Linked DNA regions of Mus musculus: all the other regions are linked to region 2. A link is a loop called in an ENCODE intact Hi-C map of the cell type or tissue named here. Cell type or tissue: heart. All regions are shown on one strand. Links, peaks and the distances in the headings refer to the core of each region. The heading gives the core; the rest is flanking DNA.

The links. Peaks named below come from ENCODE experiments on the same cell type or tissue, not always from the same donor. Only the 100,000 strongest peaks of a DNase experiment are listed, where the experiment ranks them.
Region 1: a loop joins it to region 2, with 5 times the contacts of the local background. A loop is called at or near these places in 16 of 42 quality-filtered maps.
Region 3: a loop joins it to region 2, with 5 times the contacts of the local background. A loop is called at or near these places in 12 of 42 quality-filtered maps.

What each region holds. Positions count from the first base shown.
Region 1 is chr19:43,490,938-43,501,514 of GRCm38, forward strand. Cnnm1 (cyclin M1) reads left to right here. Exons shown (of 12, transcript NM_001373992.1): 9 at 484-667; 10 at 827-976; 11 at 2,773-2,874; 12 at 4,022-6,273. The coding sequence ends at 4,101. Got1 (glutamic-oxaloacetic transaminase 1, soluble) reads right to left here. Exons shown (of 9, transcript NM_010324.2): 9 at 8,815-9,620. The coding sequence ends at 9,481. Among named protein-coding and RNA genes, the nearest start is that of Got1, 28 kb to the right of the region's middle. In heart, for the core only: CTCF peaks have their summits at 5,078 (motif pointing right) and 7,638 (motif pointing right); DNase peaks (open chromatin) are centred at 5,144, 6,694 and 8,094; H3K4me3 peaks cover 1,143 bases; H3K27me3 peaks cover 1,033 bases.
Region 2 is chr19:43,625,429-43,636,005 of GRCm38, forward strand. The region is part of intron 1 of Gm34922 (a long non-coding RNA gene); the gene reads left to right. Among named protein-coding and RNA genes, the nearest start is that of Gm4311, 11 kb to the right of the region's middle. In heart, for the core only: CTCF peaks have their summits at 2,114 (motif pointing right) and 5,658 (motif pointing right); a DNase peak (open chromatin) is centred at 5,643; H3K27ac peaks cover 215 bases; H3K27me3 peaks cover 4,511 bases.
Region 3 is chr19:43,755,250-43,765,826 of GRCm38, forward strand. It overlaps Cutc (cutC copper transporter), which reads left to right. Exons shown (of 9, transcript NM_001113562.1): 2 at 371-442; 3 at 3,479-3,538; 4 at 4,601-4,810; 5 at 5,440-5,475; 6 at 7,624-7,757; 7 at 9,711-9,738. Among named protein-coding and RNA genes, the nearest start is that of Cutc, 7.5 kb to the left of the region's middle. In heart, for the core only: CTCF peaks have their summits at 5,461 (motif pointing left) and 6,411 (motif pointing right); no DNase peak of the experiment used is centred there.

The DNA.
Region 1 (10,577 bases), core at 1,177-9,176, 130 kb before region 2:
ATATATTTCTCCTAGGACTGGATTGGTTTTCATGAAACCAGGTTGTTGTCAAACCAGGCTGGCCTATGCGCTCGGCCCCTTGCTACAATCAGCTGGTTCCCTTTCTGCGTCTCTCACTATACTTTCCAGCCACCAGGACCTTGAGCAAAATAAACCTCTTTTCTATATAAAGTCCAAGGCTCAGATGTTTCGCTACAGCAACCCAGAACAGGTTCATTCAGGTTCTTCCAAGTACACTACAAAGTCTATAGCAAATCAAAGTGAATTGTGGGATTGTCCACCGCTGTGGTCAGCAAGTAAATGGTCTATTCATTGTCTTCCTGCTGCTGGGCTTGACACAGATTGGGTAGGACTCCCACTTCATGACCTCAGGCCTCAGGGTGGGCATCCCAGAGCATCCCTTAGAGCTTGTCTGCCTAGGAAAGCTGGCTGCATGGGTGGAGTGTCTGCAGCTCTCCTGAGTCTCTGTCCACTTCCTTCCAGATCACACGACAACAGTACCAGAACGCACTCACGGCCTGCCACATGGACAGCTCACCCCAGTCCCCGGATATGGAAGCCTTCACTGATGGGGACTCCACCAAGGCCCCCACCACCCGGGGCACACCCCAGACTCCAAAGGACGACCCGGTCCTCACCCTCCTGAGCAACAGGACCAGCTTGCCATGTGAGTCAGTCTGGTGGATGAGTTGGGCTGTTCTGTGATTTAAAAAACCAAACCAGCTCTACATTTCTCCTCCACTTCTGCCTAGCAGGCATTTTGTGCCTCACAGAGCCCAAGGTCTCCTCCCAGGCACAGAGGTAACCTACTCACTGTCCTCCATAGGCAGCCGCTCGGATGGTCTGAGAAGCCCAGGCGAGGTTGTGTACCTGAGGATGGAGGAGATGGCCTTCCCCCAAGAAGAGATGCCCAACTTTGAGGAGCACAGGTCACAGCAAGTCTCGCTGTCCCCTGTCGCAGTTCCTACAACAGCAGGTCAGGGCTGGGTCCAGAGCAGAAAGGGAGATCATCACTCTGGCAAACAGGGCTTGGGGAAGCCCTGGGTCTCCAGCTCCTGTCTGTCTATCTTTGTCTGTCTGTCTCTCTCTCTGTCTCTCTCTCTCTGTCTCTCTCATACACACACAAACACACACACACACACAAAAGAGGGCAGGGTCAGCATTTACCAAGCACCTATCATGTATTGGGCCCATCCAATTCATCTTTCCAGGAAAACTTGGGCAATGATAGGAGCATTTTCTGCCTGGATTCAGACCCTAACCCTCCAGTTCAGGATTTTTTTGTTTTGTTTTTGTTTTTTTAAGATAAGGTATCTTGTAATCTGGGCTGGCCACAAGCTTACTTTGTACAGAGAACCACCTTGAGCTTCCAAGCCTCCTGCGCCCGCCTTCCCTGGGCAGGTTACAGGCATGGACCACCACAGTGTACCACCACAGTACACCACAGTACCACAGCCTAAGGTTCAGTTTCCTTAGTAGGTAAGTTTCCTTGAGTAAGTGAATAAGTATAGATGATGTAGTTATCTCACAAGGCAGTTTCAAGTGGCATAGCGTCTATATCGGGCACATCAGTGTATAGTATCCCGCTCCATAAATATTAGAACTACCCCACAATAAGAAGACTGACATCAGCCCTTAACCCCACTGGTAGGGCCTTCCCCTTCCTCTGGGCCACAGTGCAGGCCACAGTCTCGGGGGGTGTCAGGGAGTACCCCTGCATTCTCAGGTCACTTCACATGAGACACAGTGCACTTCTGTCTTGACAGCAGAGTTGCTCAAAACTCCCTGTGTCCCAATAGCAGTGAGACTCCCAAGTGTTTGACACTCTATATACCTACCTACCAGGCCAGAAGTTCCTCAACCCGGTATTTCAGGTCTGGCCTCTTCCACACCAAGTATACAAAGCAAAGAAGTGGAAAGACTCCTAAGGTAGTAAGATCAGAGAGGAAACGTGTGGAACCCGGAAGACTGGGGCATAGAATTCCCAGGATTTGGGAAATGGCTCACCCGCACACCCAAAGACCATGGTAGATGCGGCCTCCACGTCAGGGCTGCTGGTGCAGGTCAGTTTCCAACACACACCCTGCCTCCCTGGGTCAGAGCTCAGTTGGTGGGAGGCTTGAATCCTTTCTGGGCTCTAAGATTCTAAGACGACACAGGTGTGCACCCTGTTATGACAGTGCTCAATGTCTGGCACAGACACTAAGTAGGGACACTTAGGATCTTCCTCCCTCTCCTGCCAGAGGGTATCTGCAGAGGTGTCATTATTCTGACTTTTGAGTAGACTGTTGGGTTACAGGTCCTGTTGTCTGTTCCCTTTGTGGCAGTAAAATGTCACTTGCCAACTAATAAACAACACCTTTCAGGAGTCTGTCTACCTGTCTCTGTCTCTGTCTCTGTCTGTCTGTCTCTCTCTCTCTCTCACACTGTCACTCACAGAGAGGTCCCACCCTTTTACCCTGTCACTCACAGAGAGGTCCCACCCTTTTACCCTGTCACTCACAGAGAGGCCCCACCCTTTCACCTTGTCACTCACAGAGAGGCCCCACCCTTTCACCTTGTCACTCACAGAGAGTCCCACCCTTTTACCCTGTCACTCACAGAGAGGTCCCACCCTTTTACCCTGTCACTCACAGAGAGGTCCCACCCTTTTACCCTGTCTCTCACAGAGAGGTCCCACCCCTGGACCCTGTCTGTCACTCTCAGAAAGGCATCCCTCAGAACCTCCCTGATGACATTTAGGTTGGAGACCTGAGTCTGCTCTCCCTTCAGCTTCGGATCCTGAATGCTGTAATATCCACCTGGATCCAGAGGCCAGCCCCTGCAGCAGCGACTCTGAGGAAAACATGGGCAAGAAGCTGCTGAGAACCTTGAGTGAGTATCCCTCTCCCAGACCAAAGCTCCTCACCAAGTAGTTGGGAAAGCAAGTGAGGCCTGTCCTCCCGGGGGGAGGGGGTGGGGTGAGGCTTGCATACTCTTACCACAGCTCTGGAAATCCACAGCAGGGCCTGAGCCAGCGCCACACCTGTGATACTGCTCAAATCTGTCCCATCGCACTGGTGATCTCCTAGGACAGGAGTCTTACAGACATGTCTTAAAGTCAAATTCTGACTAGTCATGTGATTTTTTTATAGTAGGGACCTTTGGACCATAGGTCCGTTTGTCATATGTAGTCACAGTGGTAAGACTGAACGATTGTGACAGAGACCTTAGAGCCTGTAAAACCTATAATATTTACTGTATAGTCCTTTGGGAAAAAAACTGTGTCCAGGAGACTCCAAGAAAGGAAAGCAAAGGGCTGGACCATGTCTCTGTGGGTGAGGGTGCTTGCTGCCGGGCCTGAGGGCCTGAGTTCGAGCCCAGGACCCACGTGGTGAGAGGAGAGAATGACACCGTGGCACCCACACGACAACACACATCCATACACACATGTGCAAATGCGCACACATGAAATAAATATTCTTTAAGGAGGGGAAGGAGAGCATCCTCCTCCTGAGACAGAGGTCAACAGCTGAGAAAGCAGGATGAAAATGCTCCTGAAAACCCCCAAAGTCCGCCTTCGAGGGCATTATCCAATCAGCATCACCTGGCCCAGGGTAGGCGGGAGATGCCCTGAACCAGGGCCCTGGGGAAGTCCTGAACCCAGCTGTGGCCCATGGGACACGAAAGACTGGGAGACTAGTACTGTGTGGTGTCTGGCAGTCAGTTGAGCTGGGGCCTTCCAGGGAAAAGAGAGATGGCTTTTGGGGGACTACCTCAATCCCTTCTGTGCACCCTCTACTATACGCTAGTGCCAGGGGGACTGAGCCTTTTCAGAAATGCTCCTCTTTTGGGAAAGTGCTTCAAGGTGTAAAGGTGCAGACATCCGCACCATGGTTCCATTGCATGAGTTCCAAGGCAGGGCTATGTCTCCCCTCCTGCGTCTGTGAGGACAGAAGAGTCCTCAGGCTGCTGACAGTGCGTGAACGTCCCCCGTCCCCCCCCCCCATCCCCCCATGGATGCTGACAACCTGTTTTTCAGGTGGCCGGAAAAGAAAGAAGTCCGCAGACGGGGAGCGAGCCTCCGAGGAAAACTCCAATTTAACGCCCCTGATCACATGACCAGGTCTTCCCTCATTGGCTGAGTGTGAGACTCTGAGGCTTTGGGGGAAGACCCACCCTCCCGTCACTCGCCACCCCCAAGGCCTCCCATCAGTGACAGAACATTCGGCCCTTCACCCTTCACCCCTCAGTCAGTCTGGCACGTTTTATCAGTTGCCTCCAGTCTGACACAGAAGGAGACGCCTGTAATGGAAGACGCTAGAAATGGTTTTGTCTGTAGCATAGTCTAAGAACTGGCCAGGGCCGACGCAAAGCTGAGAATGCCATTCTGAGGCTCCCAATAATAATCTTTGTTCTTTGGTGTCCCTGGGCCACAGGAGACCCATGTCCTGGAATTCACCATTCTTTCTTCCAGGACAAAATAATGCTTTCTACCATAGTTCATGCTTAGCATTCGCTCAGACAGTGATGCGGGCAGAGAGGTGTACTGGAGTCTAGAGGAGCCGGTGTGAAAATCAGCTCCAGGGATGGACAGATGGACAAGGATTGTTCCCTGTTAGTGTGTGGATTCTCCCCACAGCCTGGGGAAGGGCAGTTCGGCTGCAGTGAAGAAAGAGAGAGGAAGCCCTGAGTCCCTGTATCTCCCAGAGACGTCAGTTTGGGCTTCCCGAGTCTATAAGCTTGCTTCAGAAGAGGAGGTTCAGGGGACACAGAGACCAAGTTGTGAGCCAGATACAGAACTTCAGGTTTTAAGTGAAAATAAAAGCAGGAAAAAAAAAAAAAAACAACTTACATGAAAAATTGTAAGTTGTTAAAATTTGTGTAGCCATGATAAACCAAAGAGTGCCCAGGTCGGCCAGGACGGATGTGCCGTGCTGTCACGGGACTTCACTGTGCTTGACACAGGAATGTTGAACGCTCATTTTTCTTTTTCACATACCCCCTCCTCAGGCCTCTTTACTACATCCCTTGCTGGTCAGCTAAGTATTCCAAAAACCTACCAGATCCAGGGGTTTTAGCCCTGGATGTTGGGGCAGATGCAATTCTAATCATAACCACAAGATGGCAGAGTGACCATGCATATCTACTCCTACGAATCATGTAGGTGTTGGGAAACACAACCAGCCCAAGGGAAAATTTCAAAGTCAAGTTTGAGTTTCTGATTCGTTTCCCACCCCATCCTTGCACACCTCCAGTCAGTGCCCAGAGATCCAGTGCTGCCTGCTGAATCTCCAACTATTCCCTAGCTGCCTCCCCCAACCTCCACTCCCACCCCACCCCCATTCAGTCACGGGGAAATACTTGCCCACAGGAACTTTTAACTCAGGGGTTGTTGACCTGGGGCCATTACCCCATGGGGGTCCATAGTTTGACTCCAGTGGGCTAAAGAGCCCTTAAAATTGTCGGAAGTGTTTTTGTGTGTTTTTCAGAAGCTTGAAGCTTTCTTAATATTCTCAAAGTTCCCAGATCCAGGAAGGCTTTTTAACTGTTTTGAATAATGGAACTTTCAGCCCGATGTTTCTGCAATGCAGAGTGAATTCTGGGATGCTTGAGAAGAGTGTTTGATTATAAAGTGGTGAAGCATTCTTGTCAATGGGGGAAGGTTGGGACCCACCAAGACAGGGTCCTTAGAAATCCCTGGCACACCACGCAGTAGGGTCACAACCTACATCCCATATAACTTTTGCCCACTGTCTACCAAACCCACAGTAGGTATTGCCAAGAGGGCCGTAGCCCATGGGAGGGAAGTTTGGAGCCAGAGATGCCTCTTCTGTGTATGTCATGGACTTCACATGCCCCTTGTTTAGCCTGGCTGCCCTGAGGCTCAGCCATGCATGTGTTCTAGCTAAGTCCACAGCCACCTCTCCCAACCTGCTCCTGCCTGCTCAGAATACAGTGCCAGCCCTTAGTGCTGGTGTCGCAGACCTAGGCCAGTAAGTGATGATGAGTTTGGAACAAGATCTCACAAGGGAGCCCTGCTAGGTAAAGTTCCCTCTCATTAGTCCTTTGGCCACCAGGCTCAGGCCACTACTGTTGTATTAACTCCACCCTCTGCAGACCCTCTAAGGGACCTGTCACCATTCCTTTCCCTAGCTCCCAAGCCCCACCCCCCCCCTCCGATTTTCTTCAGGTTAAAATACATTTTAAAAAAAGATTTTAAAATAAAGTATTTATGAAAACTCAATAAATTGTAAATAATTTTTAAATAAAATAAAAATGTGTTTTCCTGGACTAGCTGCTTTGCTTGCCCATGGGATTCTGGAGTTTGAAAATGGTTTCATTTGAGATGCGTGTCAGACAATGCACAGGTGTCAACATCTCACCTGTGTGGCCCACCTGCCTGCAGGGCACTAACTACCCTTGAGGCAGGTGCGAGGCTGAGGTAAGGTTACAGCAAAGTTCGGGTACTTCAGGTAGACTTTGCTTTGGGAAGTCAGGTGAGTCGGATTTTTATAGGAATGAACGGCAGAAGAGGGAAGTAAACCTAAGACTGGATGTAAGTGGAGACAAGGGGGTATTAAGAGGATACTGAGAAGGGCCAGTGGCTGCTGAACCCATGTGACCATGAGAAAAGACCAGGATGTTGGAGGCCAGACCCTACACCCCTGAGACTCTGCTGGCTTTCTCGGACCTTCTGGAACATCAAGATGGCCCCATTCCAGTGGTTCCTACGCAAAGGCTAGAGGCAGGAACAAGAAAGCAGTGGGCCAGAGGTTCCGTGTGCAGTTAGCTGGCTCCAGAAGGCGGACCAGCCAGGCAGCTTGCAAGCAGTGTAACAAGACCATTAGAGGGTTATGCTGGAACAATACAGGATTCTTCTCTGGAGACCCAATCGGGGCTATTCTTTCCTTAATACGCTAAAGGCTGTTTTCTCTGGGCTACACTTAGCAGGTGGTGTAATAAAGGCTGCTTAACTCATTTCTCAAAACTGCCTCTCAAAGGCGCTGATGCCTTTGGACAACTTGATTGAAGTTTTGGCAAGTTGGAGTTTTCTGTTTGCCCACCTCTGAAGTCTACCATGCACCCACATCTGAGAGCTCTTGCAGTGTCCCCCAAACATCCACAGAACCCCAGACACAGTACAGGACACGCTAACCAATTTGTCCCACTTCATCTTTTTTTTTTTTCTTTAAAATACTAAAAACTTTTTTAGCATGTTGGTACTGGCATTGAGACTTAAAGTTGTTTCCTTAATTTAAATAGTTTTGGCACTCCCCCTAGAAGAAAAATTAGAAATTTTTCTAATAAATAAATTTTTATAAAATAAATTTAAAAATAAAAAACTAGAAGAAAAATTCTCTTTCCCTAACAAGAAAAGTATGCCCTAGTAAGAGTTTACTGGGGAGCCAGTCAGTGGTGGCGCACACCTTTAATCCCAGCACGGGAGGCAGAGGCAGGCAGATTTCTGAGTTTAAGGCCAGCCTGGTTTACAGAGTGAGTTCCAGGACAGTCAGGGATACACAGAGAGACCCTGTCTCAAAAAAAAAAAAAAAAAAAAAAAAGGTGGGGGGTGGTTACTGGGTAGGACATTTTGGAGGGCCACATTGATCAAAATTGTTTTTTAAGATTTATTTATGTGTATGCCTTAGCATATGTAGGTACCCCTGGAAGCCAGAAGAGGGCGTCAGATCCCCTTGATCTGGAATTCCGGGCAGTTGTGGTTTCATGTGGGTGCTAGAAACAGAACCCCAGTCCTCTGCAAGAGCAACAAGCAATGCTCTTTTGCTCACAACAACCAAGTCTGTCCCCATCAGAGGTACTGGAGTCTGATGGCTTAAGCCACCCCTAGGGAGAATGCAAGAAACTCTTCCAGGGAAGGCAGCATCCTAGAGCTGAAAGAACAAACCTCAATAAAGGATACAAATGGAAACAAGCTGCAAGCTAACGTCTAATAACCTTTACCTCGTCCACACCCAGCAGCCTGGGGCACCTACAGAGAGTCAGCCCAGCCAGATGGTAGGATCTGCAAGGGCGGAGGGCTTTGCAAAGGAAAGCCAGACCAGGGATAACCACCGTTCCTCTCCGAAGGCAGGAAGCCAGACTGTTTCAGTACCAACAGACTGATTCAAAGAAAGGAATGAGGAATGACGGCAGAATGACAGCAACAGTCCAAATTCTGGCTCAAGGTCAAAGGTCTTTTTTTAAACTAAAAGGCCCTACTAACAGAACAGGGTGTCTTGGTAAGCTTGGAAAGAATTCCGTACCACACCCAGAGGAAAGGGGGTGAGTCAGAGACAACAGGAAGCAAGCAGACTGTTTCACTGCGGTAGCCAGGCTAGACCTGGTGACTTCTGGAGCCGACCATCTTTAAAAATCGTGGGATTTTTATACCTCAAGGGAGTCCTGGGAAATTCTGAAAAGCTACTCTTAAATATTTTGAAAAGTGGTTACTCTGTTGCTTAAAGTAAGGCATAGCCCTACCAATTTTTCCAGACCCACCCTTTTCCCAGAGTTCAGGGACTCTGGAACTTGTGATGTTTAAGCAGCTGTAATGTTTTCAATACACTAGGGACATAGCAGCTCCAGCGGTGACGGAAAGAGCTGGTATTCTAGAATCCCTCTAAATGATATCATCCTAGTTTCTTAAGAAAATGGCTGGTGTCTGAACGATAAACCTACAAAAGCAACATGGACTTACAGCCTGGATCCTACTTGAACTTCCAGTTTCATGAACACATTTTGTTTTTTCCTTTACCTTTGCCATCAGTGAACCCCTCTAAAGACTTCATTCTAAACTGTGGGTGGCAACTCATGAATGGATCACAAACTCCATTTCACTTGTCTTGATCAGCAGTTTTATTTTTTAAATAAAACAGAACAGACTAAGAAAATATCACAATGTGCCACATATCACAAGAGCAAATACCGTTTAGTGGAACTTTCATTTCAGTCAAATACGTAAATCCATTTGTATGTCATGATATAAATATTGGCCACAGTTGCCTTAAAAAAACTAATGTTCCAGACCAGGGACACAACCGTGCGGGGAGATCAGGGTGACGAGAGACAGAGATGGGTGGCGATGATGAGTTTTAATGCCCCAGCCAACACCCACAGTCACATCCGGCTCCTCAGACCAACTTGATCTTTGAGACTAGACTTTTGTACAGTCAGGCAACACGCAGAAGCCCAAGGCTCCGTGGGCATCACTCCTGCAGAATGCTAGAGAGGAAGGCAAGGTGATTACATCTCATAGCCAAAGTTCTTTTTATTCTTAAATAACTTTAATCTACTCTGGTTTCCAACAGGCTCTAACCCCAGAGCCCCCGGGGCTCATTTCAAGAAACGTCTTCTCATGTGGGGGGTCAGCTAAACAGCAGCTGCTTCCCCTCGGTCATCTCTAATAAAGGACGTGTACAGCTAGGTACAGCTAGGTTTGCGCAGGCAGGAAAGGTGTGACAAGAACTGCTTTGGTGGCGTGAACTACGAGGTGTTTCTTCACTGGATTTTGGTGACGGCTTCATGGATGGAGGTAGCGACGTAATCTAGGTTCTTGGTGGTCAAGCCGCACATGTTGATCCGACCACTCGGCAGGAGATAGATATGCTTCTCGTTGACCAAATACTCGACCTGCTTGGCTGTAGAGAAGACAGGAGGGCAAGACACTGACTTAAGCAGTGGACACTCAGAGATCACCATCTTCCTTCTTCCTCCTTAACTCAGACTGGTGCAATCAACCAACAGGAAACTACTCACTAGATCCTGGAAAGATTTCTCAGTAATTCATGTTCAATTTTCAGGACGTTGACAATATGACTACAGCAGAGGGGCAGCTTTGAAGCCGGGATGACCTCCCAGCCAGACCTTGCACGTTAGATACCCCTCTCAACTGAGAGCAGCCATCAGACACAAGGGAAGTACCCTGATCGGGAAACCCTGATAGGTGCTCGACACCGGCTTTGGGGCTCCAGTCCTGAGCATCCAACAACCTCCAGTGAGCCTTTCATCTCAGAGTACATTTGACAGGAGCCCATCACAATGTACAGATAACCGGCATGTAAGTGAACCAACAGGCTCTGTGACCCTGTGACCCAGACCCCGTGACCTAGGGACCACCACATTCTAGCCTCTGGACCACTCATCCTTCAGCCTCCTAGGATGCATCAGGGATTCCATGGTTGCAGGAAAAAACCCCACACGTGAAAGCAGAAGGGGACAGAGGCCTGCATGTCCTCATCACTACAGTGATTTTGTTTCTCTGCAAAACTGTGATAGAACTCTAGCATATTTTTTGCTTAATTAGCCCATTAAAAATGAAGTAGAACAATAAAATCACACAAACTAGTGGGCAAGTGTGACATGCTAGGCAGTGTGCTATGCGCTTCAGTATTCTTGGTGATAACCTATCATGCCCATTTCACAGATGGGGCATAGGAAAAGTTCAACGCTCTCCTCTGCCTCCCGAGTGCTGAACGAAAGGCTGTGTACCACCATACCTGGCTCTGTACGTTTTCTTAAGGAAATGGGGGGAAGAGAAAAAAATAGAACAAACTCTATCATTAAAAAAAAAAAAATCAATGAATGAAGCTGGGCGG
Region 2 (10,577 bases), core at 774-8,773:
AGTGACGGTGTACTCATATACATAATAAATAAATAAGAAGCATCTATGGTGCTAGCTTCCCCACAGCAGGATGGGAGGCTGAGACAGGAAAATCCCGGAAGCCTCGGGCCTCACATATGCAACAATGAGCAAGAGATGTTGACTCAAACAAACTGGGAAGTGAGACCCAATATCTGAGGTTGTCCTCTGATGTCCTGTGTGCCCCATGGCATGTGATCATGCTCACACGTAAACATGCACACACACACACACACACACACACACACACACACACACACACACACAAGATCATAAGAATCACATTTATCTTTGAATAGAAGCCAAAGATCCTTTTCTATACCAACCATCTTGTCAAAGATCATTGTCAAAAAGCTGTATGGATTGCAAAGTGCAAAAGAAACAAAGGGAGATTCTCTTCCAATTGTCCTGAAGGGGCGTCTCGGGGTGTCAGCTGCCAGGAAAGGTCAAGTGATAGACCGTGAAGGTGACTTCTCTTATCCTCTGCCTTCTTTTCAGACTTCCCTCTATCCACTCCCTAAACAAAATTGGAGGTCCAGAGGAGGTACCTCATTTCTCAAGACATACAGGCAGTTCATTCAACCTAATTGTTAAATGCAGTTAATGTATAGCACAAGATGTATGTCTTCCTGTAGTAGCTACGAGAACTTAAACAGCTTAGTAAGACCTACTCGATACCTAAGTGCAATTTATGACCTCCGGGAGATGCTAGGACGTTTAGCCACCACTCATTTGCCAGGTGGTCAAAATCAGATCCAGCCCCAAAGTCTATAGATTACATGTCAGATCCACATCCCCATGCCATAGGTCACTCTAATGGAGGGGCAGGGATGGGATATCCACACAGGCTTTCCTTTCAGCACTTGTGTGCGTGCAGGGCCTTACTCATTGACACTGGACAGCCACAAACAGCTGCTCCCCTTCCCACAGCCCTCCAGCATTCTCTTCTGCTGCAATAAGTCACGTGACTTCTTTTCCAGGGTATGCACTGATTTGCAATTAGCAGGCCTTTTTTTTTCCCCCTGCTGACTGGCTTTGAATTTATTAAACAGTGAACTCCCCAGAGCACTTTAGTTTTTGCTGTTGTTGGTGGTAATGATTTTAACAGCACCTAGTCTTTATGTGTTCCACTGTACCCAAGCAACACAGTTTCAGTAAGCTCGGATCTCCTCCTTTCGGTGGGTAAAAGTGTCACTGAGCATTCGGGGAGGACAGGACATCTTCACAGAGAACATCTCCCTCCTTCTGTGATGGGAAGGGGTGGGTGACTCGTGATTTTTCACAGGATGCTGCCAGTCTGATGGGAGTGGTCAGGATAGACTCGTAGGAAAAGATGATACTTGAGCCTGGTGTCTAAGGAGGAGCTAGGGAGGTGTATGCCAGAGGTAAGAAAGCTATACTAGGTCTGTAAAAAGAAAGGTGGGGAGGGAAAGAAGTGGGGGTGATTAGGTCTTGTTTTGACTGTGAGAACAATTTTCTTTGCCTTTAAACTAATGTTAGGAAGATTCACATGCAAGATCTCACTCATATGCAAAATCTAGAAAAATTTCAACTTTTAGAATCAGAGAGTAAGAAGGGGGGTCCAGGGCCAGAGTTTGAGGTGATGTTGCTCAAAGGACTCAACATTGCAGTTAGGGGAACTGAGTTTGAGGTATCTGTGCAATGCAGGCACGTTAGTTGCTAACGAGTATTGCATTCTTTCTATTTTTTGCCTGCACGTGTGTCGATGCACCATGGAGGCCAGAAAGGGGTTGGCAGAGTTGTTGGCACACCTGGGCCCAGAGTTACTGACAGTTTGTGAGCGGCCATGTAGGTGCTGGGAATCAAACGCAGCCAATGCTCTTACTTGCGGAGCCATCTCTCTAGGTCTAGCATACTAATTATCTTGAATTAGTCATTCCAAAACATATACACATATGATCAAATCATGTGTGCCATAAAAACATATGGTTTATTTATTTGTCAATTCGAGCAACAATTTGAAATAAACTTTTCTTTTTCCATTTATGGGTGTTTTGCCTACATGTATGTATGTATGTATGTATGTATGTATGTATGTATACTGCATACATGCAGTGCCTAACAAGGCCAGAAGGGGGCATTGTGTCCCCTGTAAGTGGGATTACAGTTGTGAGCTGCCATGTGGGTTCCAGGAGTCAAACCCTGGTTCTCTCAGAGGGCAGACAATGCTCCCAACTGCTAAGCCATCTCTCCAGACACTTAAATAAATTTTTATTGTTAAAGTAAATTTATTAAGAGGAGGGAGGGGAGAGGAGGAGCAAAGAGAGAGTGCGAGCGCGCACATTAGCATATATGTCCCACAATGCACATGGAGAGGTCAGAGAATATCTTGAGGGAGTCACTTTTCTCCTTCCACCATGTAATTCCTGGGTAATAAACACAGGTCATCGAGTTTGGGGACAAGGACCTTACCTGCTGAGCCACGTTGTCAGCCCGATTTTAAAAATAACCTTTGTAGGAGTGAGAAAGGGCTGCAGAAGATGAGCAAGAGCATCAGGCCTCTTCGCAGCATCTGCTTTTTATCCCTGTCCATCTCAACAGCTTAAAACTTAAAAATCTGTTAACTTTAGCCAGCCGCGGCAGTGCACGCCTTTAACCCTAGCACATGGGAGGCAGGGACAGGCAGATCTCTTGATTTTTAAGTAAATCTTAATTTGGGTTGTTTCCTTTAATTAATTTTCATTGGAGGAGCAGCAAAGTTATCCTGTGAACACTAAAATCAGAAAAAATCAATGGAGGCCTGACAGGAAGGCCACCCTCTCCTCGCATCTGTCCCCCTCAGCCTCCTCCAGGTCGTAGAGGCACTGCCTGGCCTAGGGGCTGGATCAGAAGTCTGGAAATCACCTGTGGTCGCCCTTACCCTGTGTCTAGTTCAATTCTATGAGCTATCATTCAGTTCTGTGGCTTGCACTTTGTATGCACTCTGGGATCCATCAACGTACTCTCTCCTCCCAAACCCACTTCTCGGTGGCCACTTTAAAATGATTATCTTTGTGTGTGTGTGTGTGTGTGTGTGTGTATTGTAGTGTATATATGTGAACTTGTTTGTAGTGTGTACCTGGTGAACACATGGGCACACACTTGTGGTGGACAGAGGTTGGCATCAAATGTCTCCTTCAATCTCTATCCACAGGGCCTGAACTTGGAGCTTGCCAATCCTGGCCAGGGAGCCCCAAAGATCTGCTATCTATCTCTGCCTCCCCAGTGCTGAGACTACAGATGTGTGCTCACCTTTTTACCCACCCAACCCTGAGACAACCTCTAGGCTCTTAGACAAAACAAATGAGTGTGTGTTTCATGGAGATTGGAGACAGGTGGAGGAGGAGGGAGGAAGACAGGATTGATTGTATTGAGGGCAAGCTAAGGGGACACCTTCTTATTGTTCTGCTATTAGACTCCTTTGGAAGACAGGAACTACACTGAAGTTCCCATCTGAGATGCTTTGTGCCCAGTAGGCTCTCAGGAATCCCAGCTGGGGACCATGCATGTGGGCCGTCAGATGCCCACCATGTCAGTTACAGAGGCTCTCACGTGTGTCCACACCCTGGGACACCTTTGGAATGTTGGTTCTCTGAATAACCCCCGTCATTCACACCCTACAGCCGCACTCAATCTGTCCCAGTCCCCGTGGCCCCTCACCCTTTGCTTGCTTTCAGATCTGGCAGAAACAAAGCCCCAAATACATGACCAACTGGCATACGATGAGTGATTAGCCCCCTGTCTGGAAAAGGCTGGGGTGAGGGCCTTTCTGTGCTAAGTGCAGTAACCCTAGCCCTCACCCAGTAGTAATTCTAGATGGTGGTAGCCGGGGCTGGGCATAGATGGGCAGTGTGAACAGCCAGCCTGAGGAGGGAGGTGCTCAGCCCACGTGGGAGGACCATCATCTCCTCCCAGGCAGTTGGAAGCATCAAATTAAGGCTAAGTGGAGGTAAATTAGATGTGCTGGGACAGCTGCCATGAGGATAAGTGGGTCTGGATACTAAGGGAAGGTTCTCCACAGGGGAGGGGAGGCAGGCCTTGCGGCCCTGTGGTCTCCCTGCTGTTCCTCACCTGAAGCAAGATAGCAAATTGTCTTGGGCAGAAGTTCCCCAGCTTGGCTGTGGGTGAGTAAATTGGACCCACCTGAACCTCACGCTCCTTGTGAATACAGTGAGATCTTAGTACCTACCTCGCAGGACCTTCAGTGAGCCAAGGGGTGACGGGATGACTGGCTCCCAGGAGGCTTTCTGTAATGTCCGTGGACTCTACGGGCTCCACACCTACCAAAAGCACATTCCTACCTCAGAAGTCCAAGGTGCTGGAGAAATTCGGTCAGCTACCGGATGTTTGTGGTTTTTACACTGTGACTAGTGAGTATGTGCACAGGCGAGGTCAGAACCTTAATGCAGGGCTGTTGGTAACTCAGAGGCCACCAGCTAACATCCAGTGACATAGCCATTGCTACTGGGAGGCTTCAGGCCATGATGTCTTCCGTTAGCATTGAAATAAGCATGGTAAGGTATTAGGTTGTTTTTCATTGGGGGGGAAATGTGACTCACTTATAAGTCAGTGAGAAACAGGTCCTCTCATGAAAATCCGTGGTGTGTTCACCGACCATGGTGGTTTGCATTTAGGCCCCTGTCTTGTGTGTCGGAAAGAAGGCTCCCCTGGGTCCTACCCTTTTTACCTTTTCAGAGGGTGATCACCACTCAGAGGTTCCACCGTGCTGAGGAAATGGAGGGAGCAAGGTTTCTTTAACATTGATGGCAAAGTAGTTTCTAATTTTAACGTTTAACTGGTTAAATATATTTAATTATATATAATTATTTATATTTAATTGTTATAGGTAACATTAAATTGCTTATATATTGTGGGAAATGTTGCATTTTAGGCTTGGAGGAATATATATAATCTTAGGTTTGTTAATTTGTTTATTTTGAAAGGAGAAACGTATTTTGATTCATAGTCTCAAACGCTCCCTCCGTAACTAGCTGTTTCCCTTGCTCTTTAGCCTATAGCAAGGGCAATATTATGGCAAAGGAACGCTTCTCCCTTCAGAGCAGTCAGGGATCAGAGAAAGAGGCAACCTTGAGTTAAGCAGCACTCTCTGAGGCGCAGGCAGCGTTTTCTAACAAGGCAAAGGAGGAAGGGCTGCGTGGATAGACAGACCCTCACCACCCTGCAGGATCAAAGGCTCCCAGAGAGAAACAGTGTAGACACAGAAAGGACAGACACTGCCTACACCCGAGCATCTCCAGTGCGGCCTCCAGACACCAATCAAGAGAGGGGTTAATGTAGGCTCCAGCAGACGCCAAATACTAACTACATGTGGCTTAGTGTTCCATACCTGCCCCACCTGACAGTGTTGGGCAGAACATGCTGAGGTATGGAAGCACTAAAAAAAGTTGATGTTCCCCCTGTGTTCCAGGAAGTACCACCAGCATGCAAATTTCCACAGAAAATCGAGAGAGAGAGAGAGAGAGAGAGAGAGAGAGAGAGAGAGAGAGAGAGAGAGAGAGAGAGCACTTCGAAGTCCTCTCCATTCCCACTCAAGATGAGTTAAAGCTGAGTCACTGCCCTTGGGTGGCGTCAGTGTTACAGAAAGTGACCACCAGGGGGCACACATTCACCACTAGAAAGCCTTGGGCACTGTTTCCCGTCCAGAAAACAAGCCAAGATGGAAGCCTCCTGCTGGCTGGGGAGGAACACAGGCTCTTCAGAAAGAAACACAAGGTTCTCCTTTGTATGCTTTACATCTAAAAGTTATTGTTGTTTCAAATATTGACGAAGGCTGCTGTGGGGAAGCAGGATTTGCCCATTTCTTTGATCTAACCCAGAGTGGCTGCCCATATCCCAAGCTGTATTCTCTGATTGCCTGTCTCAGTGTCCCAGATTCTCACTTGGTAAGCCTAAGGCCATTTAAGTCAACGGTTTCAGACTATACTCCTAAAATGTAGAGGAAGAAAGAACGAGAGAAAAAAAGACAGACAGACAGACTAAAGCTGCTTTCTGTGAGGAACTAATGCATGTTTTACCTTCTCAACCTCTGACTGACTGATGATGTTGGCCAAATCCCTGGCTGGCGTTTCAGATTTCCAGGGCTCCCTGCTCTTCACTTCCGGCTGCTGACATGGCTACAGTCCTGGTGTGGGCAGCAATCATGGTGAGGATCCTGTTAAAGCTGAAGATGGGGCTATCTCACACCAGTCAAGGGGTGTGTGTGGCAGATTAGGGAGGGTGAAAGCTGAGGCAGAGTGATTGCTGCAAGTTCAAGGCCAGTTTTGTCTAAATAAGTGAGACCAGGGGCTGGAGAGATCACATAGCAGTTAAGAGCACTGCTAACCAAGCAGGAGCATCTGAGTTCTAATCCCCAGGACCACAAATGAGTAGAGTCTGATCACATACAACATACATACATATATATATACACATATACACACATATATACATATACACACATATACACGCATATATACACATATTTCTTATACACAGACATGCACATATACATACACACATACACTATACACACATATACACACACACATATATATACATACATTCACATATACACACATACACATATACACACATATATACATATACACACATATTCACTTACACACAGACATGCACATATACACTATACACACCTACACACATACACACATATATATATATATACACATACATACACATATACACATAGATATACACATATACATACACTGATACACATGAATACATACACATTCATACACATACACACCACAAACACATACACAGACATACATATACATACATACCACATATACACACGCCACATACATATACACACATACATACACATTACAGACACCACATACACACACACACACACACACATACTAATTAATTAATTGGTTAAAAACAAACGTACCTCTTTAGTAAGTTAAACAAACAAATAATGAGGTCCTGTCTCAAAAGGAAGGTATGCAGAGACTGGGGTGCTCACGCTTAATACATTGTTGGTGGGACTGTAAAAAGATACAGCTACTAAGTTAACCAGTATGACGGATCCTTAAAAAGCTGAACTTAGAAATACCACGTGGCCCTGAAAATGTAGGTGTGCCATATTGCCAAAAGAGTCGAAAGCGGAGACTCAAGCAAATGTGTACACATATAACGTCATTACAACATCATTCAAAACAAGCAGGAGCAGGCCGATGCCCATCAAAGCATTAACAAGCCAAGCAAAGGGCAGTTATGTGCCCACGGTGGCAAATTACCCAGCCCTAAGGAGTAGAAACCCAAAACACATACTACAATGTACAGGAGCACCGAGAACACTTTGCTAAGTGATATAAAGCAGGCTGGGAGTGGCAAATCAGTTCCACTTTCCTGAGATACCTGGAATGGACATCGTCATTGCCAACGGCTGCAGACAGAGGACCCTGGGAAAGCACTGTTGCAAAGCCACAGTCTCAGTAACGTGACAGTGATGGCTGGTGACACAACATCAATGTGCCTAAAACCACTGAATTGTGCACTCGGAAATAATTTACGTGGTAACACTTTATATTACGTATGTTTTGCAAAAATGAGAAACAGAGTACTCCTGGGTCCTACAACACTGGCTCCACGGGTTCAGGAGAAAGCACAGGAATTCTCAATTTTTAGCCCTGTTATTTTTATTTTATCTCATGTGTATGGGTGTCTTGCCTGCATGTATGTCATAAAGAACAATTATATGATGGGCCAGGACGGGTTGGTACCCATGGGTAGAAGGGGAGGGGACAATGGGGAAGGAGTGGGAGGGTGGGACTGGGAGGAGAAGGGAGAGCTTCCATCAGGATACAAAGTGAAGAAAGGGAAGGAGGGAGAGAGAGAGAGAGAGAGAGAGAGAGAGAGAGAGAGGGAGAGGGAGGGAGGGAGGGAGGGAGGGAGAGGCAGGCATAATATACGGGTGTCCCTTCCCATTCAGAACAGCAGCAGCAATAAAACAAAAAGGTAGAGGGGCTGGAGTGTTGGCTTGATATGCAAACATGAAACTCACACCCACATGAAAACTGGGCGTGGCCAAGCATGCTTGTAACCCTAGCCCTGGGGATGGAGACTTTTATCCTCTGCCTCCTAGGGTTATAGGTAGGTGTGAGCCATCATGCCCAGATTTTAAACCAGGGCTGGGAATTGAACCCAAGGCTTCCTGTATGATACTTAAGCAGTCTACCAACTGAGCCACATTGCTGGCTCTAATCACTCAGATTATAATATAAGGATATCGAGTGGGTAGTATTTTCATGGTTTTTGTTGTTGTTTTTCGAGGCAGGGTTTCTCTGTATAGCCCTGGCTGTCCTAGAACACTTGAACTCAGAAATCGGCCTGCTTCTGCCTCCCAAATGCTGGGATTAAAGGCATGTGCCACCACTGCCCAGTCAAGTGGGCAGTTTTAATTTTTTGTTTTTTGTTCTGTGTGTGTTGTGTGTCTTCTTTTGCTCTTCTTATTCTTTTTTTTTTTTTTTTAAAGATTTATTTATTTATTATATGTAAGTACACTGTAGCTGTCTTCAGACACTCCAGAAGAGGGTCTCAGGTCTCATTACAGATGGTTGTGAGCCACCATGTGGTTGCTGGGATTTGAACTCTGGACCTTCGTAAGAACAGTCGGGTGCTCTTACCCACTGAGCCATCTCACCAGCCCTGCTCTTCTTATTCTTTTGAGGCAGTTTGATCTTTGCTATCAGCATATCTTATTTCTTCTTCTTCTTCTTCTTCTTCTTCTTCTTCTTCTTCTTCTTCTTCTTCTTCTTCTTCTTCTTCTTCTTCTCCTTCTCCTCCTTCTCCTTCTCCTTCTCCTTCTCCTTCTCCTTCTCCTTCTCCTTCTCCTTCTCCTTCTCCTTCTCCTTCTCCTTCTCCTTCTCCTTCTCCTTCTTCTTCTTCTTCTTCTTCTTCTTCTTCTTCTTCTTCTTCTTCTTCTTCTTCTCCTCCTCCTCCTCCTCCTCCTCCTCCTCTTCCTCCTCCTCCCCCCTCCCCCAACCCTTCCTCCCCCCTTCTTTCTTCTCTTCTCTTCCTCAGTCTCCTTCTTCTTGCTTTTTCTTTGCACACAACTACTTAACAAACCTCAACCAACAAAAACCAACAGCAACCAATCACCCAACCACCCATCAGCCCCAACCCTACCTCACGGGGACCCTGGCATTTATATACCCTCTGGAAAGTTCCCAGAACTGTCTGCCACTGAAAAACACCTGCTAGAGCACCAGGCAAATCCTAGTCAACTGCTGTGGACAATCTGAAGCAGCCCCGTACTGCTTATAGCTGAGATTATAATGAAAACATCCTTATAATATTTCTGTATTTTTTTTAAGAGACCAAGATGTTAAAATTGTCACTACAGATGGAGGTGAATTTCAAAGGGCTGGGTCAGTGGTAGAGCACTTGCCTAGCATGCAGAGGCCTCAGAGGCCTTCCTCAGCATCAACATCCAAAAGCAAGATAGTAAAAGCACAACATTAAAGCAAGAACAGGGGCTTTGCACATATGGAGGATTCTCAACCACAAGGCTTACATTTTCTGTCAGAAGAATTGGACCTGAGTTTGGTTCTCAGCAGACACATCAGGCAGCTCACAACTACCTTTAACTCCAGCTGCAGGGGATCTGGCCTATACACACACACGCACACACACACACATGCACTTAGAATAAAAAAAAAAACTTTAAAAATTTTTAACTTGTTTACAGATAGAACCATGACATTAACATAAATTTTAATTTTAAAAGATAGAAAAAATAAGTTTCTATCGGCCTTTGATAAACCAGCCTGCCTACACCTTGGGCTTGAGAGCCATCATACAATAAAGACAAACTAGGTTCGTTCCTGTTTATGAGTAAGTCTTCCTCTAGGGTTGGGCTATGTCCCACCTGTAACCTTAACTCCAGGCTCTGTACTGCTGTTCCAGGAAATGGCAACAATGCCGTTGTTTCAGGAGGTTGCTATGACGACTTGTTATAGTTATGTTCTGCTTCTGTAACTCCGCCTATTTGCCTTCCACCACCACCACCCCCCCATTTAAAACCCCCTACTTCTGAGCTATAAAGACACTGTCTTCCCCATGCCAAGGGCTGCTCTCTGAAAACTGCATTATGGGGAATGGCCACTGGACCAGCTACATACAATCTGCTGTGCACAATAAAAAAACTTGCTCCAATTTGGCCATTGGGTTAGTGGTCTTTCACTCCTGTCTGCTGGGCTTAACATCTTCTCTGTGTGAACTACTGTTGCCAATTTCTTGTGTGTCTTACCAGAATTTTTCATTCCATTGTAAACATACATGCTTACTGCTCTCCAGGTGGTGGGACCTGAGAAGGGAAACCCATATAAATAAAGAGGACTAAAGACTCACGCAATAGCCCGTTTTATTCAGGGAATCAGACAGTTTATACTCTGAGGGTTAAGAGGAGTCCTGTAGGTAAAGTGTACATTACTAAGGGCAAGCTGCCCACGGTAGAAACATGGTTTTCCATGGAGGCATATAAACACATAACAGTAGTCAATTGTAGTGACTAATCTGGTGAGCTC
Region 3 (10,577 bases), core at 1,031-9,030, 130 kb after region 2:
GAATAAAGTAGTGGGACCAGGGTTTGAAATCCAATTCTCGTTTTTTATAACGCCTGGCATTGAGAAACACTCTGAGAGTCTGAGCTGGGATACACGGGGATGAGGTCTCTGTGTTAGGGAGATTAGTGTCCCATTTACTGTGTAGTAAAGATGGTTTCAGTTTGGTTTCTTATGTGTGTGTCTGTATATCTATTTCATGGTCTAGAGATGTCAATTTTAATGAATGACATTTTACCACATAGATGGGCCTTAGTGCATCAATTTATTATTCTATTGCACATGTGAATTCAGGCAGCAAAATTATGAAGTATTTATGGGAGATTTGTATTAATTGCTAGTTCCTTCAAGAATGTCTGTTCATATATTTTAGGAGCAGGAAATGGATTTCTTATGGAAGTGTGTGTAGATTCGGTGGAGTCCGCTGTGAATGCAGAAAGAGGAGGTAAGGAAAACTAGATGATACATGATGGCTGGCAACCTTTTGAGAGTCTGAAAATGAATCCTATGAACTGACCTCAAAAGCTTTGCACGTGGGAGGCTACAGCAGAAGTGCCACTATGAGTTCCATGTGAGTTATTGAGACTCCATTAAAAAAATTTAAAAAGCCTTGTCATCTCTCCAATAGCAACAGTCCTTTCAGAAACAACTAACTAGAAAACCTACTGAAGAGCTTGGTGTGGTGGTGCGTGCTTACAGTCCCAGCATGGTCTAATCTGTCTAATCTCCCCATTCCCCAAGCAGGCCACATTTCAAGTCAAGTGTCTATAATCCTGCTAACTCATTAACATGATTATTTTATTGCACTTGACACAAATTTAAAAGTTTGAAAGAGTTTAAAGATCTCTTAGGGGTCTGAGCATAAGAGTTTAGTTTGGCTCCCAGTTTGAAGCACTGAAGGCATGGCAGCAGAGCGTGGTGAGACAGCTGTGTCTGTGTCTTACATTGTGTCTGTAGTCAGGAAACAGAAATGGATGCTGGTGCTCAGTTGGCTTCCTCTCTGTTTTTGGTTTGGAACTCCAGCCTATGAAATAGTGCTACCCACATACAATGTGAATCTTTACTTCTCAGTGAAACTTCTCTGGAAACTCCCTCAAAGATGCACTCAAGAGATGTGTCTACTAGGGGAATCCTAGTCTAGTCAAATATGTGTTTTAATCTATCATAGTTATTTTATTTATTGGTGCTTATAATGTCCTATCTTTGGCTTGTGAGAGCCTTGTTGCTGAGACCTTTTAATACAATCCCAGTAGTCTGAAAGTTCCTTCCCTATCACCATTCCCTTCATCTCAAAATTACCTTGATAGATACTCCAAAGTAACTGGTTTGCTTTTTAAAGCTCTGAGGAATGAGGAATGTTTTGAAACCTTGATGTTACTTTCTACTCTTTTCTCCTAATACTGCCTTTATTCCCTGTCCACAGCAACTCTTTAATATTTTTAAAATTAATTTATTATTATTATTATTATTATTTTGGTTTTTCAAGACAGGGTTTCTCTCTATAGCCCTGGCTGTCCTGGAACTCACTCTGTAGACCAGGCTGGCCTTGAACTCAGAAATCTGCCTGCCTCTGCCTCCCAAGTGCTAGGATTAAAGGCGTGTACCATAACTGCCCGGCTTACTTTTTATTCTTTAATCCCTTTCTACAGTCTAGACTTCATCCCCCTCCCAGTCTCCCCCCCATCCCATCCCTCCTCCCCTCCCCCTCTCCTGTCTCCAAGAGTATGTCCCCACCCCTACCCCACTAGACCTCCCCGCTCCCTGGGGCCTCAAATCTCTTGAGGGTTAGGTACATCTTCTTTCACTGAGGCTAGACCAGGAAGTCCTCTTCTGTATATGTGTTGGGGGCCTCATATCAACTGTTGTATGCTGCCTGGTTGGTGGCTCAGTGTCTGAGAGATCTCTGAGGTCCAGGTCAGTTGAGACTGCTGGTCTTCCCCTGGAGCCACCTCCTCCTCAGCTTCTTCCAGCTTTTCTCCAATTCAACCACAGGGGTCCCCAGCTTCTGTCCATTTGTTGGATGCTAGTATATGCATCTGACTCTTTCAGCTGCTTGTTGGGTCTCTCAAAGGGATACCATGCTAGGCTCCTGCCTATAAACACACCATAGCATCAGTAATAGTGTCAGGCCTTGGATCCTTCCCTTGAGATGGATCCCAATTTGGCCCTGTCGCTGGACCTTCTTTCTCTCATGCTCTTCTCCATTTTTGTCCCTGCAGTTCCTTCAGACAGGAACAATTCTGTGTCAGAGCTTTTGACTGTGGTGGCAACCCCATCCCTCCACTTAATGCCCTATCTTAACGCTGGAGGAATTTGTAGAGTCCACCTCTAGTACTCTAAGTTCCCCCTCCCCACTGTAGAGCACTTCATCCAAGGTCCCTCCCTTTGAGTCCTGAGAGTCTTTCACCTCCCAGGTCTCCAGTACTTTCTAGAGGGTCCTAGCTCCCAAAGTTACCTGTTTCCATTCTTTGTGCTGGCCCTCAGGGCTTCAGTCCTGTCTTCCCCTGACCTCCCCCACCCATACCTGATCATGTTCCCCTCTTCCTGTCCCTTTCCCCTTTCCCACCCAGGTCTCTCTCTTTTTCTGCCCCACCCCCACCCCCCCACCCCCCGCAACTGCTTTCTTCTCCTTGCCAACTGGGATTGAGGCATCCTCACTTGGGTCCTTCAGCTTAACCTTTTTGAGTCCTGTGGGATGTGTGCTGGGTGTTCTGTACTTTTTTTGCTAATATCCATTTATTAGTGAGTACATAGCATGCATGTCCTTTTGGGTCTGAGTTACCTCACTCAGGATATTTTCTAGTTCCATCCCTTTCCCAGAAAAACTCATGATGTCCTCATTCTTAATAGCTGAGTAGTATTTCATTGTGTAAATGAACCATATTTTCTGTATCCATTCTTCCATTGTGGGACATCTGGGTTGTTTCCAGCTTCTGGCTATCTCAAATAAGGCCCCTGTAAACATAACATGTGCCCCTGTGGCATGGTGGGGCATCTTTTGGGTGTATGCCCAAGAGTGGTATAGCTGAATCATCAGGTAGATCTATTTCCAATTTTCTGAGGAACCTCCAGATTGATTTCCAGAGTGGTTGTACCAGTGTGCAGTCCCACTAGCAATGGAGAGATGCAAATTTTAAGAGAACTGGCTTAACTTTTTTTTTTAGATTATTTTATTTATTATATGTAAGTACACTGTAGCTGTCTTCAGACACTCCAGAAGAGGGAGTCAGATCTTGTTACAGATGGTTGTGAGCCACCATGTGGTTGCTGGGATCTGAACTCAGGACCTTTGGAAGAGCAGTTGGGTGCTCTTACCTGCTGAGCCACCTCACCAGCCGAGAACTGGCTTAACTTGAATTAACTCTTAATTTGGCCATCAGTAACACAATGACTGTTGTAGCATACAGTCGAGGTTTAAGTTCTCACATTCTTCTCATATTTAAATAAACCATTTGTTTTAAAAAAAGTGTGTTTCTCACAGGTGCTGGTCGGATTGAACTGTGCTCTGGTCTACTGGAGGGAGGAACCACACCCAGTATGGGTAAGTATCTCCCCCACCACCACCACCAAGTTTCTCATACACAGCTTGGGACAACTGATAATTTATATGTTATGTTAAGTATATGATGAGTATGATACGGATTAGAAATGCTTATGGTTGTAAATAACATCATCAAAAGATTTATTTATTTATTTATTTATTTATTTATTTCGGTTTTCAAGACAGGGTTTCTCTGTGTAGCCCTGGCTGTCCTGGAACTCACTCTGCAGACCAGGCCGGCCTCGAACTCAGAAATCCGCCTACCTCTGCCTCTCAAGTGCTGTGATTAAAGGCGTACACCACCATTGCCCATCAAAAGTTTTAATCAAACATATTTTTGTCCTCAAACATCAAAAAAAAAAATTGAAAGTTAGTTTTTGTTGTATCAACTGACAAGTGTGTTCAAGTTCATTGTCTTCAGCCTTTCTTCCTTGCTCTTTGTCTGCCATTGACTTTCCTTCACCTTCTACCATAAACACTTCTTTTTCTCGTTGGCCTGCACTGCATCTGACATTGCTTGGTCCCAGAGACTTCCGTCACGCAAGAAGAAAATGAAGCAAAGACAGATACACATACTCAGACATACAGAGAGGCTGGGCTGGGCTGGGCTGGGCTGGGCTGGGCTGGGCTGGGCTGGATTCCACTCACTGTGATGGAGTGGTACCACCTGTGCAGCAACCTGGAGCCTCAGCACCGGTGGAGGAGTTATCTAGTCCCAGAGTGAGGTCTTAGTCCTTGGCTGCAGTCGCTAGTGTTGGCACACACTGGCTAGATCAGAGGCATGGTTTGCCATGCCCCAGGCAGAGGGAGTTTTTCACGGTTGCCGTGGGTCTGATACAGTTCACTCAGGGCCTCATCCATTCTTTACGCATTCACTCAGGCTTTCCTCCATTCTCCACAGGCCGCCTTCCCTTTAGATCATCATTCTCCAGTTTCTTCTCTCAACTCTTTTTCCCTTGGAAATTATACATAAGAATAACCATATATGACCAATAATATCTTAATAACTTCCCCAGACATTTTATCTCAGAGTTGAACTTTAGTCTGCTTCTGTTCTTAAAGGTGTTCTTCAAGTAGTAAAACAGAGTGTTCAGATCCCAGTGTTTGTGATGATCCGCCCACGCGGAGGCGACTTCTTATACTCCGACCGTGAAGTTGAGGTGATGAAGGCTGACATTCGCCTTGCCAAGCTTTATGGTGCCGATGGTTTGGTGTTTGGGGCATTGACTGAAGATGGACACATTGACAAAGAGCTATGCTTGTCTCTTGTAGGTAAGACTTTATATCTGAGGTGTAAAACACATACACACACAAACACATGCACACACGTTCCTGATACAGAAAAAAAATCTCAAAATTGATTTTTTCAGTCATACCTTCAGTCATATTTAACCTAACCTTCTTGAAAAGAAGTTGTTTAGGTGGTTTTCTGGTAAAGTGTACATGTGGCAAAGCCATCTCAACACTCCTTTGTGCCGTAGATGAAATACTACTCGTACAGAGTTTAAGAGAAACTTATATTGATTATATTAACCACTGCACCAAAGCTTAAGAAGTTATTGTAGTGATGAGGGGATAGGACAGATGCAAACTACCTACATTACGAGGCCAAAGTTCTTCTTGAAGATGCTCAGAGCGGTAATAGATGTAATGTTGCCTTTATGGTTTGTGTAAGTTTTGTCTGGTGGCCCTAAGGTGTAGATAGCTATATTTTATATAAAGTCAGAGCTGAGTGGAAAGATAGGGCTTAAGAGTTTATAAAGCTGCCACCGCTGCCATTTTGTTGTTATTTTAGTTCACTGTCTTAGCAGAAGATAGTATAGAAGTTTTAGCCCGAAAGGAGAATTCTGCATTTAGTAATCAGCCTCTTCGTGTTGTTGGATGACTTTCTTCTCTTTCAGCTCTTTGCCGCCCTCTGCCGGTCACTTTCCACAGAGGTGAGTTACTTCTAGTCTGTAGATTTGTTAAATGGTGTCAAATTTTACCAGATGGCACAACCTTTCTAATGAACACTGTTCTATGATGTTTCAGTGATACTAGTTAGTATCTTAGTTCTTGGGAAGAAAAATGATAGACGTAGAGATGGTGTGCAGTGTCTAGGAAACATAAAAGCCCCATCGTGAAGTCTTGTTAAGGAGGCAGTGGGAGCATGCACCCAAGAAGAAAGTAAGCATCGCCGGAAGGGCGTGTGTCCAACAGTCCTGAGGTTCATTTCTTAGTGATTGTCTTAGATCCTACACAGCCCTCGATGGAATAAACCTCCATGGCCACTGAAATGAAATGTACTGCCTGGCTTATGCCGGACAAAACCACTCGGAGATCTAGCAGGGAGGTCATCTTTATCAAATAGACTCTTTGTGGGAGAAGAAGCAGATATGAGAAAAGACCCGACGTTTTTATGAAGAGATCGATGCTAACAGTGGTAGTTCTGATGTGCTTTGGCTAAATCTTACTAAGCCTTGGCAAAGTGGAGGGACGAGTGACACTTGTGTTTAGAAGGCTCTACCATTGCTCATGAGAAGAAAGAAATCTTTAGTCAAAACATTGATATACTCGAGAAAGTGTTCAATGTTTTTATTCTTTTAAATAGACTTAGAGTGAATTGCCAACATATGTCTCCATTTATTGAAATTAAGATAAAATATTTGTTACCTTTTGAAATGTATGACACTACCAGAAACTATTGTCTTGATTTGTTATTATCAATGCTTCTTATAAAATGGCAATAACTAAAAGATGTCAGCATCTTGAGGCCAGGCACACCAAAAAATTTTCAAAAATGAAAAACATTTTTAAATTAAAGAACATTATCTGAACAAAATAGTTTAAATTTTGTTATGCTTAGTTTTTTAAGATTTATACATTTATGTGTATGAGTGCTCTGTCTGCATTTACATCTGTATACCAGAAGAGGGCATCAGATTCCATCATAGATGGTGATGAGCCACCATGTAGTTGGCTGGGAATTGAACTCAGGACCTCTAGAACAGCAGCTAGTGCTCTTAACTGCTGAGCCAGCACATTTTCTTGTTTAAGCTTCCTGGGCCACTTTCCTAGTGTGCTGAAGAGAGGAGTCCTTGAAAACCTCTTGCCCCATCCTCCTGAGTATTGCAGTTACAAGCTTGTGCCCCCATGCCTGATTTGAGAGGGGACATATCATAGTAATGTAATTGAAACCTCATGTAGTCTGTTGGAAACAGCCAGCCTTACACTGTGGTCTTGCATATATCAGGTAAATGATTAAGTACAAACTATTACTCAGTAAATGTGGTTGTGAGGCTGGGTTTCTCCCAAGACAGGTGAGCATAATGACTCATCTTATACAGTGCAGTGTGTCTGGAGTCTTTTCCAGATGTCACCATTAGCCTGCCACATAAACAGCTTGTCTAAATGCTACCTGTATACATTAATACTTCTTTACAATACATTTTTAAGTAAGTTTATTTCAAAGAGAAATGTTTATGATTACTGACAGTTTAAAACCTGTCACTTCTTATCTGCATCTAAGTAAATACACCTATTGAAATATGTGCTGATAAAACAACCATGTATAATTACCACTGGCGTGTAGACTTCTATAATGGCCAACTCTGACTCTTAGAAAATAAAGAGAACCCTTAAGAATAAATAAATAAATAAATAAATAAACGAACAAATAAACCAAAAAGCTCTTAAAGCAGGCATGGTGACACACGTCCTTAATCCTGGAGCCCTAAATTAGGTAGAGGCAGATGGATCTCTGAGTTTGAGGCCAGGCTGGTCTACATAGTGAGCTCCAGGCTAATTATAGCTACATGTGACACCCTGACTCAAAAAGAAAAGAAAGGAGAAACTCTGATTTGTAGCATTTTCTGCTTTCTGTGGTTTAAGTGCTTTTCCTTGACTAATTTCACATGCCAGCCTGACCTAAAAAATTATGAATATCTCATAATTGTCTATTGTTAGCCAATATAAATCTAGCATATTATTATTGTAATATATTTTATAAAAGTGTGTTTTATATAAACATACATATTCTACATTTTGGAAACTATTGAATTAGATGATGTTTCTGTTCAAATTCAAATCAGTTTTACTTATTTTAGCCTTTGATATGGTTCATGATCCAATGGCAGCTCTGGAGACCCTCCTAACCTTAGGATTTGAACGCGTCCTGACCAGTGGATGCGACAGCTCAGCACTGGAAGGACTGCCTCTAATAAAGCAACTCATAGACCAGGTACAGCCCCTTTTTCTTTACTTCTTAAGATGGTTGTGGTTGTAGCCGGGTGTGGTGGCGCACGCCTTTAATCCCAGCACTCGGGAGGCAGAGGCAGGCGGATTTCTGAGTTCGAGGCCAGCCTGGTCTACAAAGTGAGTTCCAGGATAGCCAGAGCTATACAGAGAAACCCTGTCTTGGAAAAAAAAAAAAAAGATGGTTGTGGTTATACTAGACTATCTGTTATCCAACTAGCTTATAAAAATTAGTATTACTAACTATGATTGTGGAAGAAAAGCAGAGCCAATGATACACTTATATAATTTTTATTTATTGATTTATTGCATGAGTGTTTTAAATAACCAAGGCACTTCAGATCAAGTTATAGACAGCAAATCTTACCTTTTCTCTGTCATTAGTATTGTCTAGTTTTACAGCACATCTGTTTATTGTCAACCCAAGCATATGCAGGGAAACCCCTGTAAAATTTATAGTTGTCATCTGAACATATATCCTAAAACTTAGGTTCTTTCACATGTTTCTCACCTATCACTATAGAAGGCAATGTTGTCTCCTAATTCTCTGAGTGAACTAGATTTGTAAAGTGGTCAGAGATTGCCTTTTAAAAACAATCCTTTTACATTTGTTTGTGTGTGTTTCTGTGTGTGTGTGTATGTGAGAGAGAGAGAGAGAGAGAGAGAGAGAGAGAGAGAGAGAGAGAGAGAGAAAGCATGCACATGTGCTTGACATAGCATGTGTGTGGAGGTCAGAGGACAGTTTGCAGAATTGTTTCTCTGTTCACCATGTAGGTTTAGGAATTAAACTCAGACTGTCCGATTTAGCAGCAAATACATATTTATATGTTTGTATGTCATCTATCTTCCTTTAATACGTAAGTTCCACTCAAGTAGGAACTCACTCTTGTTCACCATGGCAAAGAGATGGATTTTTGTCTCTTGTTTAGTTCCTGAGGCATATAAAAAGCAACAGAAGAATGCATGTATGACTCTGTATATTCCTGTGTCTGTGTGTTAGCAAAGAAATGTAACTCAAGGAGATGCTTAGAATTCGGGGCTGACATGTGATTTTTATAGGAGATGCTTAGAATTCGGGGCTTACATGTGATTTTTATAGGAGATGCTTAGAATTCGGGGCTTACGTGTGATTTTTAGGTGAGGAGGACGCTTGAGAAGGGCAACTGTGGGAATAATGATGTTCTGGAATGATAAATGGACTATTGATTGAGTGGATAGGCAATATAATAATTTTATGATTTGTCCCTATCTTCCAAAATTATCAGAAATTAGATTAATTCTTATAGTCTCAGTTAATGAACTTACGGCTTTGTTTTGTTGGTATTTAGTGAGGCAAGACTTAGTGATTTCCCACCATCCCACTTCCCCCATTAATTGTAAATATACAATTATATTATATTGTCTTTTCTGCTAAAATCTTTCTTAGATGCAACTATTTTCACTCTACTAGATACCACAAACTCAAAATTTCTGTGAAATTTTTAATAAGATTTTTCTTAAGGTCACCACCTTAAATAAAATGTATTTTCCCACTTATTCTTTGTTTTTATAACACTATACTTTTTTGGCTTGGTTTAGTTTTTTAAGACAGGGTTTCTCTATGTAGCCCTAGCTGTCCTAGATAGAACTCACTCTGTTGACCAGGCTGGTCTTGAACTCAGAGATCTGCCTACCTTTGCCGCCCAAGTGTTGGGATTAAAGGTGTGAGCCAACACTACCTGGCTAACATTATACAGTTTAAAAGAAATACGATAAAAATCTTTCTGGAAAAAAATTATCATGCTGAACATCTTTTTTGCTCAATACCCTTTCTTGAGAGAGACAGAGAGAGAAAAGAGCTATTAAAAAGTTAAACAGCAGTAACTTAAATTTTTCAATATATTTATTAATCTCTGTTCAGTAAAAGATACTAAAATTTACTTTTCCCCCTCCTTTTCAGGCAAAAGGCAGGATTGTGGTAATGCCAGGTATTTATATCTCTGTTTTTTCGTATAACCCTGAAATAAAGTTTTGGAAAAGTAAATGAGTCAAGAAACCAAAGGAGAAAATGTTAGAACGTGGCACTTGGAGATAAACATATATAGGCTGATTAATGTGTTTGACGCTGAGGTGTTTGCCAGGATTTAAAAGAAGACTGTTCTAACAGATGTCGGCGCAAATGGGGACAAATAAGGAATTTCTCCACGTTTGCCTTCTCACTGGGTAGCATATGACTTTGGATGTTTGTCTCAGTGAAGCAAAGCACGCTCAGTGCTGCTGTCCCTTGACAGAGCCAAGTACAGACAACATGCCTGAATAAATGAGCTGTCTGTCAGTCAGTCATACACTTGTATCAACATGCTAGGTTATAAATCACAGATCAAAAGACAACTTCATGATAAGTTCAAAAGAAAGTAGGGCTAGAAGGAACATATCTCAACATTAAAAGGCTATCTATGACAAACCTGCGTTTAAAAATGCTCAAAGAATTTCCACTAAAACAGTTCAGACTCAGTAGATTTAAATAGTTTCCATAATAGCACAGAGCATTTTAAAGTTAGTGTAGGAAAGCCCAGGATTCTAACCTAAGACTGACTTGTCGGCCTGTGCTCTTTTGTTATGTTGTATTATTTTATTATTATTTTATTTTAGACAGGGTCTTGTTATGTAGTCCAGGCTGGCCAAACTTGAGATCATTCCGCTCCAGCCTCAGGTGCCGAGATTAGAGACACCCGCTGCTATGCTCTTTCCACTTCTTAAGGGCTTGGCAATATGGCTATAGCACCACCAGCAGCCAGCACAGAAAGCCAAGTTAAGAAATCTTGAG